Regions from separate parts of the Homo sapiens genome. Here regions 2 and 3 are each linked to region 1. A link is a loop called in an ENCODE intact Hi-C map of the cell type or tissue named here. Cell type or tissue: B cell. All regions are shown on one strand.

Region 1 (8,000 bases):
GAACGGTATGAGTGAACACAAGTCAGATGCTCTCAGGTAGAGAACGGTATGAGTGAACACAAGTCAGATGCTCTCAGGTAGAGAACGGTATGAGTGAACACAAGTCAGATGCTCTCAGAGAACGGTATGAGTGAACACAAGTCAGATGCTCTCAGGTAGAGAATGGTATGAGTGAACACAAGTCAGATGCTCTCAGATAGAGAACGGTATGAGTGAACACAAGTCAGATGCTCTCAGATAGAGAACGGTATGAGTGAACACAAGTCAGATGCTCTCAGATAGAGAACGGTATGAGTGAACACAAGTCAGATGCTCTCAGATAGAGAACGGTATGAGTGAACACAAGTCAGATGCTCTCAGAGAACGGTATGAGTGAACACAAGTCAGATGCTCTCAGAGAACGGTATGAGTGAACACAAGTCAGATGCTCTCAGGTAGAGAATGGTATGAGTGAACACAAGTCAGATGCTCTCAGATAGAGAACGGGATGAGTGAACACAAGTCAGATGCTCTCAGATAGAGAACGGTATGAGTGAACACAAGTCAGATGCTCTCAGATAGAGAACGGTATGAGTGAACACAAGTCAAATGCTCTCAGAGAACGGGATGAGTGAACACAAGTCAAATGCTCTCAGATAGAGAACGGGATGAGTGAACACAAGTCAAATGCTTTGAGGGTCCCAGGTCAGAGCTAAGTGCTCAGTAAGGGGCAGCAGCCCCCACCCATTTCAGGTGACCTTGCAGCTATGAAACAAAGGGTGAGAAGTATCAGGAAGGGGTCACGGAACACGGCTGGGCAGCAGGAGCCTCATCAGACACAGGCTCCCCCCGCCCTCGGCGTGCTGGTGCCAGCCTGCCACATGGCTGCTTAGGGACGTCGTGGCTGTCAGCCACAGCTTGCCCTGGGTAACGGTGTGCAGCACGCTTGTGGGAAAACCAGCAGCACTTGTTAAAATACAGACTCCTGGGCCCCAGCCCAGTGTCAGAGCCTCCCTGGGGATGGCATCCTGAACCTTGCACTTCAAGGAAGCCCCACCCTTTACCCCCAGTCTCGGGGCACTTTGCAAGTGCCACAGAGCAGGAAGGAATTGCTGAAGTAACGTGTTTTGGAGGGAGAGAGCTAATGGCCATCATTTCCATCTTTTATCTCAGGTCATCACTTGGACCCTTTAATTTACATAATTCAATAGAATCTGTAAGGTTTCAAGGAGCCAGACAATTATCTTAATAAAGGCAGTGTTTCCTTGAAAACAAAATTGCTCTATGGAAATATATATATTATATATATATTATATATAATATATATATATATAATATATATTATATATATATATATAATATATATATAATATATATTATATATATATAATATATATATATATTTTTTTTTAAGACAGAGTCTCGCTCTGTCGCCCAGGCTGGAGTGCAGTGGCTCAATCTTGGCTCACTGCAACCTCCGCCTCCCAGGTTCAAGCAATTCTCCTTCTTCAGGCTCCTGAGTAGCTGAGATTACAGGCACGTGCCACCATGCCCAGCTAATTTTTGTATTTTTAGTACAGACGGGGTTTCACCATGTTGGCCAGGCTGGTCTCAAACTCCTGACCTCATGATCTGCCCGCCTCGGCCTCCCGAAGTGCTGGGATTAAGAGCCACTGCGCCCGGCCCGGAATATAGTCTTTAAAACACCCATGTAGGCTGCAGGACATTTGACCTTGGCCTGGATAACATGATTGTTCACAAAGAAAGAAGTGATAGCTCTCTTCAAACACATCAAGGGCTGTTGTAAGGGACAGAAGGCAGATTTTTTTTTTCTAAGAAGATCTGCAGAGCAGAACTAGGACATCAACAGGGAAGTTGATTTGGGTTCAAGGAGGAACTAGTATTTGAGCTGTCCAAAGACAGGCCACCTGGCCAGGTAGAGGTGTTCATACAGGTGGTTAGAGAAGAGGGTCCTGCATTGGGTAAAGAGCTGGACTAGATGACTCTTAAGATTCTTTCCAACTCGAACATTAAGTAGATGAGAGGCCGCTACCAGAAGTTCACAGGGAGGAATAAGTTGCTGATAGTGGTTTTCAGTTGGCTGACAAATAAACATGGCTTATGTAATGAAGAAATAAATATTCTTAGTGGTGAAAATTTGAAGGCTACTCTGTGCCAGGCATTGGGATCAGCTTTTTCTTAACATGCAGAACCTTTAAAAAGTAAAACCCTTGACATACAGCAAGGACTTTATTAATATTCCTAGGGTAACTAATAACTGTAGTTACTATTATCCCCATTTTGTATATGAAGAGACAGGCTGAGACAAGTGACTTGCCCAAGGTAATCTAGCCACTGAGTGGGTAAGTTTTGATTCAAACAAGGGCTAATTCCAACAGCTATTTTTTTAATACATAAAAAACTAATTTTAAATTTTTTTGTAGAGATGGGGTCTTACTATATTGCCCAGGCTGGTCTCGAACTCCTCGCCTCAAGTGATCCTCCTGCCTCGGCCTCCCAAAGTGCTGGGATTACAGGCTAGGATTACTGTTGGAGCTACCGTGCCTGGCCTCCAACAGCTATTAACCATCATACTATACTACTGACTGTCCAGCAACTGAAAATATTTGATTTGTTCATCTGAAGTCATCCTGTGTGTATACGTATATGGACATGACAGTGGCAAAGTCGACAGGTGGCCAGCTTTGTCTGTCCTCAAAGACTGCTCCTTTGGGAGGCAAGCTGCAGCACATGTTGGGCGTGGTCAGGCAGCTCTACAGATGACCCACGGGCTTGTCTCACAGCATTCATCTTTCTACCAACACAAACCATTCAAATTACTTAAAAAATCCGAGATTATTTCACTGATGTCTTAGCAAAAGCAGCATTTTTCATTTTCATTTTAATTCTGGGGTAGGGGTGGAGCACAGGCTGTTAGGCTGGTTGGAGTAGGGGGTTTGCTTTAGGAGAGAATGATTCCTAACAGTCTTGTCTTCTTCCCAGGCTTCTCCAGCTTTCTGGCAATACCAAGGGGCAGACCCGGGAATGGGTTGTTCAGTCACTGCTGTACCGCCCATGAGCGGCAGAGGGCAGCAAAACACACTCATCGGACGGGCATCAAGGGAGCCTGAGGATAACCAGGTATGCTTTAAAATGTTTTCGCATCATTTAGGGAACTCTTGCAGAGGAGAAATACTACAGATTTAAAATTATGAAACCAAAAAAACCACAGACACGAGTAACTATTTATTCTCCTTATGAGAAACTTAGAACTGGGCGTGGTGGTTCACACCTGTAATCCCAGCACTTTGGGAGGCCGAGTTGGGAGAATCACCTGAGGCCATGAGTTCGAGACCAGCCTGGGCAGCTCGGCGAGACCCTGTCTCTACTAAAAATTCAAAAAAAAATTAGCTGGGCATGGGGGCATGTGACTGTAATCACAGCTACTTGGGTGGCTGAGGAACAAGAATCCCTTGAACCTGGGAAGCGGGGGTTGCAGTGAGCTGAGATGGCGCCACAGCACTCCACTCCAGCCTCGGCAACAGGGCGAGGCTCTGACTCAAAAAACATAGAAGTGGGCCGGGCGCGGTGGCTCACGCCTGTAATCCCAGCACTTTGGGAGGGTGAGGCGGGTGGATCACGAGGTCAGGAGATCGAGACCAGCCTGCCTAACACGGTGAAACCCCGTCTCTACTAAAAATATAAAAAATTAGCTGGGCGTGGTGGCTGGCGCCTGTAGTCCCAGCTACTCAGGAGGCTGAGGCAGGAGAATGGCCGGAACCCTGGAGGCAGAGCTTGCAGTGAGCCGAGATCGTGCCACTGCACTCCAGCCTGGGTGACAGAGCGAGACTCCGTCTCAAAAAAAAAAAGCCACAAAAATTAGCCAGGGGTAGTGGCACCTGCCTGCAGTCCCAGCTACTCGGGAGGCTGAGGCAGAAGAATTGCTTGAACCTGGGAGGCGGAGGTTGCAGTGAGCCAAGACTGTGCCACTGCACTCCAGCCTGGGTGACAGAGCAAGACTCCATCTCAAAAAAGAAACAAACATACAAACAAACAAAAAAAACCATAGAAGTATACTTTTACAAATTCTTTTTTAAAAACACATACATATAATTTAAAACACAGATGGGGGTCTCACTCTGTCAACCAGGCTGGTCTCAAAATCTTGGGCTCAAGTCATCCTCCCGCCTTGGCCTCCAAAGTGCTGGGATTACAGGCGTGAGCCACTGTGCCCAGCCAACTTTTACAAATTCTCTTCTGTTTTTTTTTTTTTTGGAGACGGAGTCTCACTCTGTCACCCAGGGTGAAGTGAAGTGGCACACTCTCGGCTCACTACAACCTCCACCTCCTGAGTTCAAACAATTTTCCTGCCTCAGCCTCCCAAGCAGCTGGGACTATAGGCGCCCACCACCATGCCTGGCTAATTTTTGCATATTTAGTAGAGACGGGGTTTCACCATGTTGGCCAGGCTGGTCTCAAACTCCTAACCTCAGGTGATCCACCTGCCTTGGCCTCCCAAAGTGCTGGGATTACAAGTATGAGCAACTGTGCCCAGCCTCCTTTTACAAATTCTTAAAGACACAGCTAGTCTCCTGACGTGAGGCACTACTCAAAGGGAGCTTGAACAAATAGTTTTCCTTTGGTCTCTTTCCTCACGGGGTTCGTGTGGCAGCTTTGTGTGCCTGTGATATGTTACGGAGTTGTTTCCACTGGGAATTTGGTAACTTTGTCATTATGCGTTTAAGGAGAAAATAGTTAAGATTACAATTCACTCAATTTAGGAACCAACTTTTTATTTTGAAGCTACAGCTGTGATCTATTGTTTCACTTCCCTTTATGGAACTCACCTAATGGAATTTCACAGAAACCATCTATAGCAACGCCTATGCACTTGCTTGCCAGTTTCTGTTAAGTTTTTGTTTTAGTAAATGCTTCCTGGTTTGAGCTGCAATGTACAACCAAGATGCCATTTCCACTTCTCAAGGTGGAGCAGTCTGATCCATAACCCTGCAAGTTCCCAGCCAGAGATGCACGCATTTGTGAACAGGACACACAAACCTGTGTCCAGCTCTGCCACTTAACGGTTGTGGAATTTCTGGCAAGTTAATTTAACCTGTGTTCAATTTCCTTATTTGCAAAATGGAGATACACCTACTTCACAGTGTGATAAATAATTCACATGAAACACCTACCACGTGTGTCAGGTCCTGTTTTAAGACTTGGTGAGCTGGTGACAAAATTCTTGCTGTCATAAGCTTACATTCACAAGGGGTGATGGGCAATGGAAGGACAAGGTAACTTCTGTGTGTGTGTGTGTGTGTGTGTGTGTGTGTGAGAGAGAGAGAGAGAGAGAGAGAGAGAGTCTGTCTCGCTCTGTCGCCCAGGCTGAGAGACAGAGAGACTTGCTCTGTCGCCCAGGCTGCAGTGCAGTGGCATGATCTCGGCTCACTGCAACCTCTGCCTCCCGGGTTCAAGTGATTCTCCTGCCTCAGCTTTCCAAGTAGCTGGGATTACAGGTGCGCGCCACACCTGGCTAATTTTTGTATTTTTAGTAGACACAGGGTTTCACCATGTTGGCCAGGTTGGTCTCGAACTCCTGACCTCAAGTGATCTGCCCACCTCAGCCTCCCAAAGTGCTGGGATTACAGGTGTGAGCCACTGCGGCCAGCCCAAGGTAACTTCTGATAGTGGTGAAGATAATGAGAACAGAGCAGGGTGTGTGGGGCCTTCCATGAGGGGAGTTTTCAGGAAGACTAAGAGCAGGGAAGATGGGGGCTGAGACCTGGGCAGAGGGGATTACTGCCAAGGCCCTGATCCTGGACAAGCCTGGCAGGGTAGAAGATGAGGAGGTGGCTGGCCAGGAAGCCTGGAGGGCAGCACAGGAAGGGGCAAGGCAGGGAGGGCGAGATACTGGAGAGCCCTGCAGGCAGTGGTGGAGCACTTGTGCTCACCTAGATGCCAGTGGAAGCCAGAGGAGAGTTTCCAGAAGAGAAGAGTCAGGATCTGATAGAGTGGCTTGGACTCTTGTGGGCATAAAGCCCGAGAGGCAAGGGGGTGGGGCAGGAGTGGCTGCACTGAGCACTGGCCTGGCACCAACTCGGCAGCAGAGAGGAGCTCATGTTTTTACAAACAGCAAAGAGAAAGGCTGAGTCCCTGAAAAGGAGAAATACTTTCAAGGGTTTTCTATTAAGAATCTATCTTGGGGCCGGGTGCGGTGGCTCACGCCTGTAATCCCAGCACTTTGGGGGGCCAAGGTGGGTGGATCACGAGGTCAGGAGATCGAGACCATCCTGGCTAACACGGTGAAACCCCGTCTCTACTAAAAATACAAAAAATTAGGCGGGTGTGGTGGCGGGCACCTGTAGTCCCAGCTACTCGGGAGGCTGAGACAGGAGAATGGGGTGAACCCGGGAGGCGGAGCTTGCAGTGAACCGAGATCACGCCACTGCACTCCAGCCTGGATGACAGAGCAAGACTCTGTGTCAAAAAAACAAAAACAAAAAAAGACTCTTATCTTGGGCTGGGCGCGGTGGCTCACACCTGTAATCCCAGCACTTTGGGAGGCCTAGGCAGGTGGATCATCTGAGGTTGGGAGTTCAAAACCAGCCTGACCAACATGGTGAAACCCCGTCTCTATTAAAAATACAAAAATTAGCTGGGCGTGGTGGCACATTCCTGTAATACCAGCTACTAAGGAAGCTGAGGCAGAATAATCGCTTGAACCCGGGAGGCGGAGGTTGCAGTGAGCCAAGATTGCGCCATTGCACTCCAGCTGCGCAACAGAGTGAGACACCGTTTAAAAAAAAAAAAAAAAGAATATCTTGATTTTCTTTCACTATGTAGTGACAATGCATCCAAGTTTTAAAAAGTGGCTCCGTTTCTTTTGGGGCCACAAATAAGCTATCCACAACCACTGGATTTATTATACTCATTGTAGGAGGCTCAGATAAATTTCACATTTGCATTTATTGCTTCCATTATAAAATATAGGCTCATTACAAACATTCTGAAGAAGAAAAAAAAAGTCCACTATCCTAACCAAAAACGGCTTTAGCATTTTGGTGTATTTCTCTTCAGACTTTGGATTAATCCAAAGTTTAATACTGAATGTTTCAAGCATTGCAGAGAAGACGTAATGCTGGTTCTTACTGCCCTAATATATTTTTTCCTAACTCCCCAAGCTTGTTATGCTCTAGTATTTTTTATTCTTCAAAGCATTTTTTCCTCTCAGCAGAAAAAGCTAAAAACATTATTATCTGGTAACAAAGACTGATTCTCCAGAGTTTGCACAGCCTCTAATTAAAAGTTACTTTTTCTATGAAGAACACTTTAATTCTACTGCTTAGAATACAATCTTGAAGGGAAAGAAATCTTAGGTGCTACTGACTTACTGGCTGGGTATACAGATGAGAAAATTACATCAAAGATCCATCTCGGCTTCCTTAGAAATGTTTAATAAGCGATCAGAGTATGCAGTCTGTGCAATTATTGGGAATGGAAAGTCAGTATGGGAGTGTGGATGGGGTAGACCTTACTTACTCATATACCTGCGTGAGGGGGAGTGTCTTTATGATCATCATCTGAAAAGCCAACTAGCTGACAGCCCAAGAGTGCCTGTAAAACCAATCTTAAATCACCTTTATTCTAAAACATCACTGAAATGTCTAAAAATGTGTGAACTTTTTTTTTTTTGAGACGGAAGCACCCAGGCTGAAGTGCAGTGGCGTGATCTCAGCTTACTGCAACCTCTGCCTCCCGGGTTCAAGTGATTCTCCTGCCTCAGCCTCATGAGTAGCTGGGATTACAGGCGCGTGCCACCACGCCCAGCTAATTTTTGTATTTTTAGTAGAGACGAGGTTTCACCATATTGGTCAAGGTAGTCTTGAACTCCTGACCTTGTGATCCATCCACCTCAGCCTCCCAAAGTGCTGGGATTACAGGCGTGAGCCACCGTGCCCGGCCAAACTTTTAAATAATTTCCAGGAGGACATTCCGATCAAAATTGTGATTTTTTTTCTTTT
Region 2 (8,000 bases), 730 kb after region 1:
TTACCCCACAGAACGTCCCGCGCTAAGGAAACCAAGAACAAAATGTTACAGGAGCTCGTTTAATCTGCACAAGGAGATGCTTTTATCCAGTGATGCGTTTAGGGAACCATCAGTGTCACCTAAGCACTCTTAAAGCTGTGTGTGTGTCTAGTGGTGATGGAAAGGGGTGCTTCTCATCTGCTTCTCCTTATTGTCAAAAACCTTAGTAAAAACCTCAGAATCTCTTCAACACCAGATAAAAGGGAAACTGTGAGGCTTTTTCTGAAAGTGAGTTGAAGAACAAACTGTTTTGAGGCAAGGCAGCAAGTAAACAGAAAGGGAAGCAGGCCAGTGGGAGGTTGGGGCTGCAGCCGCAGAGGGAATGGTCCTAAACAGCAGATACCTCCTTCAGGGACCGGGAGCTAAGAGATTCTGCTTTGCTTTCCCACCTGGCAATATGACTTTCAGAGCTGCAGCCAAATGGGGTACATCCCAGGTCCCACAAGTCAAGGCTCTGAATACCGTTCTTTAAAAAAAAAAATCATCAAATATAGTGGCTCATTATTAGCTTAGAGCATTACGTATCACTACTGGTACTATGGTATTTTGAGGCATGATACCGTGTTTGTGGGCCAGCTAAAAGCCTAATCACCATGTACATCATTGTTTCTATTGGGAGATGCATTCCAAGTCCCAAACAAATGATCTAAATGAGGTTTTGGGGGAAAATACTGTTAACGGGGGTAACTTTTTTCCAAAAAGGTAAAATTTCAAGTTTCTACTTTGCAGTATATAGCTTACTTTAAAAGCTTAAGCCTTTCCAGAGAGAAATAGCAATTATTATAAACCAGGTGATGACAGACTATTGACAAGCCTGACAGTTTTGATTAAAAACAATGAAACACATTCATCTAGTCTTTATTTCTTCATATTCAATTATTGTAAAACACAAATGCAATGTAAATAGCAAGGATAACTCAAATCTTCCTTAACCAAACTAACTCATGGTCAGCCTTGTAATACAGCAAGAACTTCCCTTTTCTTTTCTCTTTATTTCAATAGTTGTTGGGGAACTGGAGAAGTTCTTTAGTGGTGGTTTCTGAGATTTTGGTGCACCCATCACCTGAGCAGTGTACACTGCACCCAATGTGTAGTCTTCTATCTCTCACCCCTTTACATCCTTCCTCCCGAGCCCCCAAAATCCATGATATCATTCTTATGCCTTTGCATCCTCATAGCCCCCACGAACTCCCCTTTTTAATATGTGGTCAGCACATGTCCTATGCATGGGATATAAAACAGCATAAAACATTCTTTTCCTTGAATAATTCAGTCTTCTGGGAAAGGAAATGGGAAATCCTTAAATAGAGGTAGCTGCTTAATAAAACCTGATGTATTTTCGCACTGATTATAAAAAGCAAAATACTTACCTAAAAGACAAAGGCCATTTAATAACTTTCTTGATTTCCTACTTATAGTAATGGTGTTCTCAAAAGCAAAAATTCAGTCACTTTGGGCTAAGAATTACAATTTTACATAAAAGAGAAATAGAGATTATCTAAATCTGAAGCCATGCCAGTAATTGTCATAAGTAACACAAACAGTCCATAGACATATCTATATATGGATGTTAAAAATTCCCATAATCTTAACTTCCAAGCCAAGATCTTCATCTCTATCCCTGCCCTGTCTAGACTAGAAATTGCTATTTTCAGCTACTTTCTAAAAAAAAAATCCTAATGCAGGCTAATAATTTCCTCAACCTATCAGTCATACATCTGAGTCCACAGAGTAACCTTCCTGTAACACTTTCATCGTGCCACTTACAGTAAGAGTCCCATTACCTACAGGATAAGCACAAATTATTAAAGTTGGAAATGATGTGAAAACCATCTATGTGATGTGTTTAAAGTCTCTGTACAAATTTAGTGATGGAAGCATGACCAAAATGCAAGTCTTCTCTCATTTCCAATTTCCAGTGCACTTTCCAATTTCCAGACTGATCCACTACTGCTTCAACATCAAAGAAGTCTATGGATTATTGTCTAAATTTCCCAAAAGTATGTCCACCTGTGTTTTTGATAAACAAGGGCAGAAACCAAGCTTTAGTCAGCTTCTTAGCCCTAGTTCCTGGAACACAGGTGCTTACTGAACTAGACTGAGCTGGAAAGATTCTGCCATCCTTTTCATAACGCAAATCCTATTGCATTCAAGTTTTATCTTTACTACAAATGATTCCCTGACCACAACTCACAAAGACAGTTCCTACTTGGGACTCACTTATTTTAGTCATACGCTGCCTGCTTAGCATATCATAGTCTTTGATGTGGTATTATGTAACGTTACGGTCTTGGTTTTCTACTTTATTGTTACATGTGCACAACTCAATTATAAATTCCTTTAAGATAGAGTGCTATTTCTGACTATCTGCCTTTTGGAATATAATCCTGACACAGAACAATGCTCATATGTTTATTAAATCCTACTCTGGCTTCCATGCTAGGTGGGGAAAAAAATACTGACAACTAGCTCTTAAATTTCTATTTTCGACCAATTGCTATATTTTTGTGCCTTTAAACATTAACTTAAAAATTATAACTGCCTTAATTTGGAGGAATGAACCAAGAGTTTTTTTCTTTTCTTTTCTTCCTTTTTTTTTTTTTTTTTTGGAGGTGGAGTCTCGCTCTGTCACCCAGCCTGGAGTGTAATGGCACGATCTCGGTTCACTGCAACCTCCCACCTCCTGGGTTCAAGCGATTCTCCTGCCTCAGCCTCTTGAGTAGTTGGGACTACAGGTGCGCGCCACCATGCCCAACTAACTCTTTTTTGGTATTTTTAGTAGAGACAGGGTTTCGCCACATTGGCCAGGTTGGAACTCCTGACCTCAAGTGATCCACCTGCCTCGGCCTCCCAAACCGCTGGGACTACACGCGTGAGCCACAGCGCCTGGCCAAGTTTTTCAAAACCCATATAAAAACATTATTAGGAATGTTCTGTTTCTTAATTTGGCTTTGGTTATACAAGGTGTAACTTAATGATTTTTGTACCATTCTATACTTCAACATAGCCCAAATATAAAGGGATTTTTACTCTACTTTTATTGCTAATAAAACAGCACATCACTTACATAATGGAAGACTGTATGTTTATGACATGAAGAAAGCGAGAAAAAAATACAATTCTCCTAAAAATACAGCAATCCTAAAAAAAAAAAAATACAGCATTCCTAACCATCATGGAACTCATAGGCTTTTCCTACATTTTGGTATTTTTATTCAGCTATATAACTTACATTTATTATCTCCTAAATATCTTTGTCCATAGATGGTATGCACCCATCCACATAAAACTGTTCAGGGGGGGAAAACATGTTATCACAGTGACACCTGCTGGTGTTCAGCTATACATTTTATATTCTAAGTGAAGGACAGATTTTTTGGTGTCAAAATTTTTCTTAATAAAATTTAATATTAATGTTTCCCACTTAAATAACTTGTATAATTGTTAAAACCAAATCTCTGTAATACACAACTGGCCACCTAAGATTTTTATTTTGTGACAATTATCTTACTGTAATTTTATTAACTATTTTCTTTAAAAAGACACTTTCCAAACAAAGCAGCTTAAGTATTCAGATGACATGAAGTTTTTTAAAAAGTGAATTAACTTGTGGTTTTCTTTTCAAATTCTCTATAAATTCTATTTTAAGGGAAACTATTACATTAAATCAACATTTACAGAATATTTTCTCTGAATGATAAATGTTAGCAATATAAACAATTTCACAAAAGTCAAAAATCAGGTCTATGTAGAGAAAATTTTAAGCACAACACAGATAACCTCGTACACTGACTTCTATTATGGTAAAACCTCACACTCATAAATGGTGATAATACTTGCAATGGAGGCTAACTTTCAATGCCTGCCAGGTCTCAACCAAACTTTTCTTTTTTAAAGTTAAAAGGGGAAAACAATTGCTCCAAGGAATGATGGAATGCACATATCCTCATTCATTTCAAGTTTTAAAAAAATACAGTACTGACCACATGGTCTGCAGAGTGGACCTGCTGGCCACAGGGCACTGACGCAAACGGCTGGATCTTGTGTACACACTCTCTCCTCTCTTGCTATCAGTAAATGCTGCACCACTTGAGCTTGGTGTTGTCTGTTCTAAATGTCCTTGAATCATGCACTGGCCTCTTCCCAGGGTGGCACTTTACTGGCCTCTTCCCAGGGTGGCACTTTCTATCTTAATCTTACCTACATTCATGTTATATTCTTTTTCTTTTTTCCTATTTTTTTTTTAGAGACAAAGTCTCACCATGTTGCCCAGGCTGGTCTTGAATTCCTGGCCTCAAGTGATCCTCCTGCCCCAGCCTCCCAAAGTGCTGGGATTACAGGTGTGAGCCACTGTGCTTGGCTCCTTTTTTAAATTGATAAATAATTGTATATATTTATTAGGTACAATGTGATGGGTTGATATATGCATACATTGTGGAATGATCCAATCAGGCTAATTAACATATCTATCATCTCATGTTATATTTTAACCTATGGCAAAGCCTGACCACACAGCGAATGATGAAATAATAGTAAATACCTTTAATGATTCAGAATATTTTAGAGCAGAATTTCACATATTGACTTATTAATGTTTGTAGTACATCAGACTATCATTTTAGAAAGCGATGTAATGATAAAGAAAAATTTTTGGATCCATCTGTACTATGGATTTTCATGGTATCACTTATGGATTTTTTTAAAAACCATGAAAGTATTATTTAGTCTATCTGATGTGTTGTTGCTAGCTCAACATTGGGTGGGCAAAACACTATATTCCTTGTATTTCTGTGCTGTTTTGCTCTTCCTCTAAAAGAATATAATGGGTATTTCTTGGTTATAATGATGAAATAAGATTAAACTACATATAAGGCACTTAAAAAGTAGGCTCTAAGTTATGTTATACAAATATGAGTACTGTATTTACTTACCTTAAATTAATTTGGACTATTTCTTCAGAGATAATTTGAAGCTTGAGTTTTTGTGAGGATCAAATGTTAGCGTACTTACTAACTTACTGCTCTTTGAAGTGTATCACATCTGAAAATCCAAGTTTGTTTTCTCTTGCTTATGGAACATAAATAGGAAAATACCAGAGGAAATGCTGTTTTGCTATCATTGCCAGACCAGTCACAAGAAAGCATTATTTGTAGCAGTTAAGATTCAAAAATGAACAGAGGGCTGGGCACGGTGGTTTATGCCTATAATCCCAGCACTTTGGGAGGCCGAGGTGGGTGGATCACCTGAGGTCAGGTGTTTGAGACCAGCCTGGCGTTTAAGAAAGAACCAAACGACTCTTCTGAAAATAAAAATGTATAATAACTTTAACATGGTAAAACCTCATCTCTCCTAAAAATACAAAAATTAGCTGGGTGTGGAGGCAGGCACTTGTAATCCCAGCTACCTGGGAGGCTGAGGCAGGAGAATCGCTTGAATCCAGGAGGCGCAGGTTGCAGTGAGCCAAGGTTGCGCCATTGCACTCCAGCCTGGGCAACAAGAGCGAAACTCCGTCTCAAAAAAAAAAAAAGAAAAAAGAAAGAGCAGAATGAGGAAGAGCAGGCAGTAGGTGATACGCTATGACTGATTTCCATTCTCCATTCATTCTATGACCTTGATTTGCACCAAGTCAATAAAATATTAACATTTTATTGGGGTTGAAAATTATGAAATAATTACAAAACCTTTCTGAAAGTCTAAGAACAAACTACTAGAAAATATATCGTCTGTAATGGGAGCTTCAAATATTTTGACTGAATTAATGTTTAAAATATTTTTCTGGTATTTTTCATCCTGAGAGACTTACAGCCCCAAATGGCAAAAAATAAATAAATAAATAAATAAAAATAAAAAGCCTCCCGGGTACAATTTCAGGAAAGGCAGACATTATGCTAAATTCCAAAGCAATAAAACCCGCTACCTTTTCATTTGCAATGGCAACCAGAAAACCCATGCACAGTAGGAAACTGTTCAAACAGTACATGGAAATGTTCAGATACAAAGTTTATGTATTATAAAAGCAAAGAAGAGAATTCACTATGTATCTTGGAGGCATCTGTGACTCCTCCAGATTTTCATGGCACTTTGGGTTTAATAGCACAGATCAAGCCCCCTCTATTTTCATGCCCATAATAGTAGCCTGAGACATTTTCACAAAGCACAATAATGTCCTAAAGATTAAAAATTCCAAAATCAGGTATTCAGGTAAGAGTTACGCAGGTTTAGAACACTACTGAACTCTTATTTGCCTTCATTAGCTCATAAACAGTAAAAGATCAATCCAATAGAAGCAATAGAGACAATCATATTAGTTCATGGATAACAGGAAATAATCTAATATAAAAGATTTAGTGTAATATTGAAAAAGTAAAAAGGTATCGTTTACACTAGAATATGGGCGTGTTCTTTTTTGGAGAATATGATAAAATCACCATGTACTTGTATAACATGCCATTTCTGTACAGAGAAATCTGTCTGGCCACTGAACACCAGAAATGCTAGAAAAAAATTTAAACTTTATTTATTATTCTTGACTGAATTTATGGCAAATTAGTGAAAACAACTGAAGGCAGCTCAGGAGACTGGGACATTCTATAGGGTAATTCAGCTCTGGATAACTGCCCTAAAGGCATCCCCATCCCTGCAGCCTAGGAAGGCCCCAGTTGTTAGGAGCCATACCTGCGTGAGGGACAGGAATCAAAGTGAGGGACTTTCTCAGTCTTCTCCACCTGCCATAACAAAATACCACAAGCTTGGTGGCTTAAATAAAAATTAATTTTCTTAAAGATGTGCTGGCAAGAAGTCTAAGGCCAAGGTCCTGAAAAATGTGGTTCCTATGAGGCGCCTCTTCCTGGCTTGCAGATGGCTGCCTTCCTGCTGTGATCTCAGGACTTTTCCTCTATGTGCAGGAAGAGCTCTGGGGTCTCTCTTCTCCGCCCTATGACCTCATTTAACCTTAATTACCTCTTTAAAGGCCCTGTCTCCAAATACCGTCACAATGTGGTTACAGCTTTACTTGATGAATTCAGGGGAGACAAAATTCAGTCCATAACAGGGACTGAGCTGGATGAGCAGGAGGACTTGTAAAGCCTCAGAGGACACTGTCCTCAGGAGTGAACTAGGAAAACACCTAAATTTACCCTTCTTCATTATTCAAGAAGAGATATAAAGGAAGAAAAACGTCTCCTCTGGGAATGCCTCAACGAAGCCAACAGTCACAGGTGTTTAGGGCTGAAATCCACATTTTGTGAGTGCGTATACATACACACATGTGTGTGTGGGTGCAAAAGCTTAAGGAGTAGAAAAGGGAGAGACAGGGAATCCAAGATGAAAACTGATTTTGAAGTGGTCTGTGGTTTGTAGTGTCACAATAAACAAATTGGTGCTGCAGGGAAAAAAAATCTTCTCTGTAGGACTATATTTGAAATTAAAAAAAAAAATCTCCCAAAAGAAAGTTCAGAGGAATGCAAACTTAAAATAAAAAATGACTGATCACATTAGGAAACTCGTCACCATAAACTTGTTTCAGCAAAAACAAGCAACAAACTATAAATCTGGATCCACAAAAAATACTGAAATTACCACGTACAGAATGTAAAATAAGTACTTTTAATATGTTTAAAGAAAAGAAAAAGAAGGAATAATGGAACCATCCCAGACAACCCAGGAAAGTTTAAGAAAGAACCAAACAACTCTTTTGAAAATAAAAAAAATAATAACTATAATTAACAACAGATGGGTAAAATAGGTTAGAGATAGAGTGAAGACAGTATTAATGAAATAGATTTAAAGAAATTATCCAGAATTCAACACCTAGAGACAGAGAGATGGGAAATATAAAACAGGGATTAAGAGATATGGAGAGGACAGTGAGATCATAAAACAGAAGTCTTAATTTTATTTCCTAAAGGAGAGAATAGAGAGAATGAGGGAGATACAATATTCAAAGAGACAGTAGCTGGGAA
Region 3 (8,000 bases), 340 kb after region 1:
ATGATCTTCAAGTATTTGCCACTTTCGAGTACAGCTAATTGGATAATCTCAAACCCTTTAGTGAAAATATCTTAAATGCATTGAGAATATTTTCTAATTACCTGTGTATGCTACAGTACAGACATTAATTCTATAAACATGTTCATAGGTCTTCCCCCTCGCCCCGCCCGTCTTCTAAGGGCATTTTCTGTTTCTTTTTAGTGAGTTCATGAATGTTTAACGGTTCTGGCGCAAAGCTTTCTTGCATTCTGAGCATAAAAATAATAAAACCCACTTATATTTGCTTGAGTGTGTTTACAAGTCAATTTCCTTTTATGTAGCTTGCTTTTTCATTTGCTATAATTGATCCTGCAGGTGTGTGAATTATTAAACTAACGCTCTTTTAAACCACACTTGTTTTATTAGTGATTGTACTTCCTGCTGTGGTCACAGATTTAGGAGTTTTTGGTGTTACAGAAAATGCTCATAGCTTTTGGATATTTGGACTGGGACCAGTAATTTCTAGAGCTCCCTTTCAGGAAAGAAAAAATAAGATTTGCCAGATGTAAGGGGCTCTGAGCTAGATTCATCTTTATTGAATAAGTCAAGTCACTTTCCCATTTTAAAAACAAGTCCACCTAAGAAAAAAGAGGCTGCCTTAAAATAGAATATAAATTCCTAACCTAGCTTTTAGTCCTTTATTTTAGTATTATAAAGCAGGGGTACTTGCTACATACAGCCATGGGGAGAATGGTGAATGAAGAAAGGCTGCAGGCTCCGGGGAGTCCTTCCTTAGGAGTTTCACATCTTGTGTCACCAATTAAGGGATCTGGGTTTGAGTTACTTGAGTACTCTTTATGAGGATAATTTCCCGTAATTGTGGAGCTTTAGTAACCCATGTTCCTCCAGCTGCAAGCCATGACTCCTAGTCTAGAATGAGAAAGGTAATTAAAGGGAGCGTCAGGAATACAGAGATGAAGCAGGAGCCTGGGCTTTATTTGGTAATGCCGACACAATTAAAAAACCAATACTTTAACGTAATAAATTCTTCACATACTGACAGAATAACTGATCAAAGAGGGCAGTAAGATGAGTCAGGTACAATACAGGCTGTGTAACCCTGGGCAGACTCTTAGTCCCTCCATACCTTCTCCATACTGTATGCCCTCAGAAGATTGTCAAGCATAATGTGATTTGGCCCATGCAGTGTCTGACATGTCGCAGGTACTGAATGCCCACTGTTACTGTGATTCATTACAGATGTGAGCTCATCCTTTCTACTCTGGCTCCTGTGACTGGTTTGGATTCTCAGATCGGTGTTCTCTCTCATTCTGCATGCTCTGCCCAGCAGCTGTGACCCACTCTTAGTTTTAACTATGCCGACAACCAATTCCATGACTTCAGCCCAGACCTCTCCTCCAAGCGCCGTGTCTATGCGTAAAATAGCACAGCTTCTCCTAGTGCTGTCCACATACTTCTGACTCCACACTGCAAAACTACAGTTACCACCCTTCCGTCAAACCTCTGCCTCCTCACTCTGTCTTTCTGCATTTGGTTCACGTCACCATCTTCCTTTTCGATCATGCTAAAGACCAGAGAGCTGGCGAGGTGCAGTGGCTCATGGCTGTAATCCCAGCACTTTCAGAGGCCAAGGCTGGAGGATCACTTGAGCCCAGGAGTTCAAGACCAACTTGGGCAACATAGCAAGACACCATCTCTATGAAAAATTAGCCAGGTATGGTGGTACATGCCTGTAGTCCCAGCAGCTGGGGAGGCTGAGGCAGGAGGATCACTTGAGCCCAGAAGGTTGAGGCTGCAGTGAGCTGAGATTGCACCACTGCACTCCAGCCTGGGTGACAGAGTGAGACCCTGTCTCAAAAAAACAAAAAAACAAAAACAAAAACAAAAAGGACCTGAGAGTCATTCTCGATTTCCCCATTTCCATTACCACTGTAGATTACCTCCTAAGTATCTTGTACAGGTTGAGTATCCTTAATTTGAAAATCTGAAATCTGAAATACTCCAAAATCCAAAACTTTTTGAGTGCTGACATGCTCTTGAGCCTAAGAGGAAAATTCCACACCTGACCTCATGTGATAGGTCTCAGTCAAAACTTTGTTTCATGCACAATATTATTTGAAATATTATATGAAATTGCCTTCAGGCTATGCATATACGGTATGTATGAAACATAAGTGAATTTCATGTTAGATTTGGGTCTCATTCCCAAGATATCTCAATCTGCATATGCAGATATCCCCTAATTTGAAAAATATCCAAAATCTGAATTGGTCTCAAGCATTTCGGATACGGGAAACTCAACCTGTACTGAGCCCACCCCGTCTTTCCATACTACTATTTTAGTAAGAAAAAGCCAGCGGACTGTTCTCTCTTACTATACTCTCACCACATAACACTTTCGTGACCAGATGTGCGTGGATTTTCCCCACTCGTCACTTCTCTGGGGGACGCCAGCTGGGCATCCTACAATTTAACTCATTTCTGACATTGTCTACCTGGAGTTATCATCAGATCCCACAAGTTAAGGGCTCAGTCCCACAAGACTAATCCCCACTTCAGATACAGTCAGATGCAAGTCTGGGCCCCTGGTACTTCTGATGAACTGGCTATAAATTGGGGGTTCCCACAATCCCCTTTGCAGTTTGATCATTTGCTAGCTCAGCTCATAGAACTTGGGAGAACAAACACTTTACTTGCTATTGCCGATTTATTACAAAGAATATTTTAAAGGCTACAAATGAACAGCCAGATGAAGAAATACACAAGGCAAGGTTGAGAAGGGTCCCGCTCACAGGACCCTGCGTCCCCATGGAGTTGGAGTGCACCACCCCTTCTGAATGTAGATGTGTTCAGCAACCCAAAAGGAAACTCTGAACCCAGTCTTTTTAAGTTTTTATGGAAGCTTCAATAAGTGAGCATGGGCCAGGTGTGGTGGCTCACGCCTGTAATCCCAGCATTTTGGGAGGCTGAGGCGAGTGGATCATCTGAGGTCAGGAGTTCGAGACCAGCCTGGCCAACATGGTGAAATCCCGTCTCTACTAAAAATACAAAAATTAGTCAGGTGTGGTGGTGGGCGCCGGTAGTCCCAGCTCCTCGGGAGGCTGAAGCACGAGAATTGCTTGAATCCGGGAGGCGGAGGTTTCAGTGAACCAAGATTGCTGCTGCCCTCCAGGCTTGGCAACAGAGAGAGACTCTGTCTCAAAAAAAAAAAAAAGTAAGCATGATCGATGATATCATTGGCCATTGGTGATCAACTCAACCTTCAGCCCCCCTCCCCTCCTCAGAGATGGGGCACAGGGAGGGCTGAAGGTCCTAACCCTGTCATCATGCTGCCAGTTCCCCTGGTAACTAGCCCTCATGCTGAGGCCATCCAGGAGCCCCCAGCCACCCGTCAGTTCATTAGATACAAAAAGACACCTATCACTGGAGATTGCAAGGAGTTTGGGAGCTATGGCTCAGAAAATGGGACAAAGGCCAAATATATGTTTATTATAAATCACAGTGTCTTACTACCCTGCCTAGTTCCAGTGGCAAACATCTCTTGCCTACACTACTACAACCATCTCCTCATTGCTTTTCCTGCCTCTTTTTGCCCTCAGGCCAGCCCCACTTACAGTTGCCTAAGTAATTGTCTGAATTCCTCCCCCGAGCTCTTCCCTCTGTCTCCATTATGGCCACATATGCTTTCGGAGTCTGAACAGTTATCACCTCCTCCAGAAAGCCTTATGGACCTACTTGGAGAGGCTAGACAGGGAAGGACTGACTGAGAAGATGCTATTTAAGACCAGGCCGGGCCTGTAATCACAGCTACTTGGGAGGCTGAGGCAGGAGAATCACTTGAACTAAGGAGGCGGAGGTTGCAGTGAGCCGAGATTGCACCACTGCACTCCAGCCTGGGGAACAGAGCGAGACTCCATCTCAAAAGAAAAAAAAAAAATATGAGGCCGGAAGGATGAGGAGCACATTCTTCAGAATACCTGCCATGCCTTTAAAAACATATACTCAAAATTGACTTTAGCCTTTGCCATTTTCCCAAAGGTGCTCGCTAAGGGTTGTTTGGTTCATACACAGCTGGCTACTGCCACCTTATGGCAAAAAGTTGAACAGAAACTTCCATGCATAAAATTCTGCGAACTTACAAAAGCCTGACAATTTTCCAGTTCATCTCACCTGGTACAATGGATGAATTATTCTGCATTTGATCTAAGATTATCACCTCTTCTTATGTGCTGGAGACCCTCCCCTCTCACCTGCTCAAAGATGTTGTTCATAATATTTCCCTTTATCTTGCATCACCGACCGTCATCTCTCTATTGACTCATTCTCACCAGCACTCAAACCTGCTGATAGAATATCTGAAAACAAAGAAACAACAAAGACCTTCCCTTAGCCCTACCTTTCTCTAGTTACCACCCCACTTTTCTGCTCTCCTTGATGGCAAGCCTCTTCAAAAGAGTTTTCTATACTTGTCATCCTCACTTTCTGTTTTCTTATCTCTTGAGTCTATTCTCAATCAGATTTGCCCCAGCACTCCACTCAAACTCTCAGCTAAGGCCAGAAATGGTTTCCACACTGCCAAATCCAATGGGGGAGTCTCAGTCTTCGCCTTGACCCAACCATAGGTGGCGTTGCTATCTCCCGGTTCTCCCTCCACTTCACAGGCTGTTCCTTCTCACTATCTGTGGCTCATTCCTCCTCTTACCTCTGAGCTTTAAGCATGGTAATGCCCACAGTTCACTCTTTCCACCTCTTCTCTGTCTGCATTCTCTCCCTAAGTCCCCCACCTCCACTTTTTTTTTTTTTTTTTGAGACAGAGTCACTCTGTTGCCCAGGCTGGAGTGCAGTGGCCGATCTCAGCTCACTGCATCCTCTGCCTCCCAGGTTCAAGCGATTCTCCTGCCTCAGCCTCCCAAGTAGCTGGGACTACAGGCGCCCGCCGCCACACCCAGCTAATTTTTGTAATTTTAGTAGAGATGGGGTTTCACCACGTTGGCCAGGCTGGTCTCAAACTCCCGACCTCAGGTGATCCTCCCGCCTTGGCTTCCCAAAATGCTGGGATTACAGGCGTGAGCCACCATGCCCCGCCTAAGCCGTTTTTGTACTGACTAATCCAAACACCACCAGCTTTTCCCCCTGAATTCCAGACTGGACACCACCACTTGGATACCCAATCTGATTGGCATCTGAAAGCAAATACACTTAACAGCAATTTTTTTATTTCTTCTCCACTTCCCATCCTAAACAGCCTTTCTCTGGTTTTTCTCATCTCAGTAAATTGCAATTTTATTCTTCCAGTGGCTCATCTTTCACTCTTTTTCTCATATCCGCCTCTAATCCGTTGGCAAATTCTACTGATTTCAGTGTTTTCCCATTTCTTACTACCACGCTTGCCATCAGCCTAATCAAAGCCAGTATCATCCCAGACAATCAGAAAACTTTCTTCTGGGTCTGTATGCTTCCAGCTTGTCTCCCATCTTGTCTATTTCTCTGTGTAGGAGCCAGGAGCCTGCACGGTCCTATAATAATGAAGGTAAGACCATGTCACTTCTCTGCTCAGAACCCTCCAGCGGGTCCCCATCTCACACAGAGGAAAGTCCAGATTTCTCACCAAGACCTAAAGGCCCGCATGGCCTGTGCCCACCCCTCGCTCTAACCTCACCTCCCACCGTGGCCTCCCTCACCCATCCTGCATCCACTCCTTGCTCCCCAGGTGCATGAGGTTTGGTCCCATCTCATGTTCTCGCTCTTCCTCCTGTTGAAAATCTTGTTCTTCACGTCCTCTGGTTCTCTATTCCAGAGTCATCTTTTCAGAGCCGCCTTTCCAGACCCTCCTATTTAAAATTGTACTTTCTCCACCCTTTCCCCTTCCATTGTTTTCCCCTGTAGCACTTTGTAGCCTAACATAGCTTATGAGATTGTAAGTTTCACAAGCGCAGGGACTTGGTTTCTCTGCTCCCTGCTGGATGCCCAGTGCCTGGCAGATGGTGGACGCGCCACAGCTATTTGTCAGATGAATGAATGAGGACCAGTGTCCAAGGCGATCCAATTTCGAAAAAAAAGGAACATATTCTCTCTAACCTGTATACGTCTGGTTGACTAAAGCAACAGTATTTTAAATCAATTTTTAACTAATTGATGACTTATTTATATGGAGAGGAGCTGCCATTGCTCATTGTTTCTCTGTCGGGACGGAGACAGCAAGGCAGATTTTCTCTGTCCTGGGAAGAATCAGGTGAATACATTTGTTTCTGTGGACGTGCAGCAAGCTTTGTCCTAGAGGGGTGGGCCAGGGCCTCTTTGGAGACTTCAGGAGGCTGTCCCTTTCTTTGGTCCCTCCTTCAAGTGTAGGGAGATAATGAACTTCCTTTGAGGAAAGAAATGAAAACCCCAATCTTCTCCTTTTTGAGGCTGAGCATTATCCAGACTTCTACATTTGGAGATAGTGCCTGCTGAGGCGGGTCTACTGACAGAAGTAAGCTCCAAGGCCTCCCTCAGACAGCTAACCTGGTGACCTGGGTTCCATGGGATGCCCAGATTGTCATGGACATGAAAAAGGCTGTGGGCAGTGCTGGGTGGAGCACCTCTCTGCCTGGGGTACTTGCTTGTGAGTAGGATCCTGGGGATCCAGGCTTATTCTGAGTGTGGGACTTCCTGGGTGGAAATATTCTGGAAAAAGTGGAATTTTGCTGCCTTAAAGAATCACTAAGTCTTGGAACCCGCAGTAGTGCCCATGATCTCTTTGAATTAGACAAGAAGAGTGCTTGATTGTAGCTCTTGCAATCCTCACTGCCTGGCAGGGCAGCTCATTCCGGAGCAGCCTCGTTCTGGGGTAGCTGTGGTTTTCTTCAGCCCCGAGGGCATTTGCTGAGTTTTGCTTTATGTGACTGGATGGGACTGGCCTTGGAGACACTAATAAGCACGTGAGGGTTTTTGGACAATGCGAAGAGTTGGTGCCAAGCCACAAGTGGGAGATGTTGAACTTCCTGCGAATCTGGTGTGTTGTAGCCTGAGTCGGTTTCAATATGAAAAATAAGAGTGACAGTGCCTTCCTTGTATGCTAATCTGGCGAAGTGGCTCATGCTGGCCATGTAACAACCTGGCAGCCTCCTACAGAAGCAAGTGGGGTGTGGCATTCCTGCTGTCTGCATCTTCTGTTTGTCACCTCGCCCACTCTGTGGCCATATCCCTTGTCCTGATGGCTTCCATCACAGCAGCCGGGGGCAACTCAGCCTGGACTCTTCCAAGCCTTTCTCTCTGTTCCTAGCCGTGTGCGGCTAGAGAGCATCACAAGACCCCAACCTGGTGCCACGAAGGGGTAAGGACCCCAGTCACTCCCCTCCACACCTTTAACTCCCCTCTTCCTGTCTTCTTTGCTTTCCTCAAACTGACAGCCTGGCCACTTCCCACTTCACTTAGAAAATAGAAACTGGCAGACACAAACTTCTTTCCCACCCTGCCACAAAGGCTGTTCCTTTCTGGGCATCTGGGATGATGAGAGCTGATGGGTACTGAGTGCCTCCAAGGAGCTAGGGCTGCCCTACAGGCCTCACACGCTAACTCATTTAATTGTTTGTTCTCTCCTACATAAAAACCCCCAACCCCAAACCAACCAACAAAACCCAACGCACAGAGAGATTAAGCAACTTGACTGAGCTCACACAGCACTGGGATGAGACCTCAGGCAGCCTGACTCCAGAGCACCCAGCACCTGCTACGGAGCCTAGAACACAGAAGGCACCCAGGAAAAACGGGTTGAATGATTCCATGCAGGAATCTAGGAGGCTGAACTTCAGCTTTAGAGTAGAATGCCCGTCAGCTCAATATCAAACACAAAGGGAAAATAATGATGATTTTGGGGAGGAAGAAGTGGTGAGACACAGTAAATTTATACTTAAATTTTATTTTCCAATGCAAAAAATATCTTCTAAGTGAAGAACATGTGACAAATTTGCACAACTATAAAGAAGGAAAATAAAGCCACTAGGAAACACAGTACACTT

The links. Hi-C counts contacts between places; a loop is a spot of excess contacts. Peaks named below come from ENCODE experiments on the same cell type or tissue, not always from the same donor. Only the 100,000 strongest peaks of a DNase experiment are listed, where the experiment ranks them.
Region 2: it touches region 1 in a loop (10-fold over the local background); 5 of 110 quality-filtered maps call a loop at or near these places.
Region 3: it touches region 1 in a loop (32-fold over the local background); 93 of 110 quality-filtered maps call a loop at or near these places.

The regions. Positions count from the first base shown.
Region 1 is chr6:7,273,049-7,281,048 of GRCh38, forward strand. No RefSeq gene overlaps it. Among named protein-coding and RNA genes, the nearest start is that of SSR1, 36 kb to the right of the region's middle. RefSeq lists enhancers at 384-885, 3,129-3,298. In B cell, CTCF peaks have their summits at 3,062 (motif pointing right) and 3,263; DNase peaks (open chromatin) are centred at 3,063, 4,235 and 4,963; H3K4me3 peaks cover 1,414 bases; H3K27ac peaks cover 2,301 bases.
Region 2 is chr6:8,003,071-8,011,070 of GRCh38, forward strand. The region is part of intron 4 of BLOC1S5-TXNDC5 (BLOC1S5-TXNDC5 readthrough (NMD candidate)); the gene reads right to left. Among named protein-coding and RNA genes, the nearest start is that of BLOC1S5, 57 kb to the right of the region's middle. In B cell, CTCF peaks have their summits at 3,356 (motif pointing left) and 3,556; a DNase peak (open chromatin) is centred at 3,341.
Region 3 is chr6:7,611,576-7,619,575 of GRCh38, forward strand. SNRNP48 (small nuclear ribonucleoprotein U11/U12 subunit 48) reads left to right here. Exons shown (of 9, transcript NM_152551.4): 9 at 1-392. Among named protein-coding and RNA genes, the nearest start is that of SNRNP48, 25 kb to the left of the region's middle. RefSeq lists a silencer at 4,421-4,715. In B cell, CTCF peaks have their summits at 4,091 (motif pointing left) and 4,297; a DNase peak (open chromatin) is centred at 4,086; H3K27me3 peaks cover 522 bases.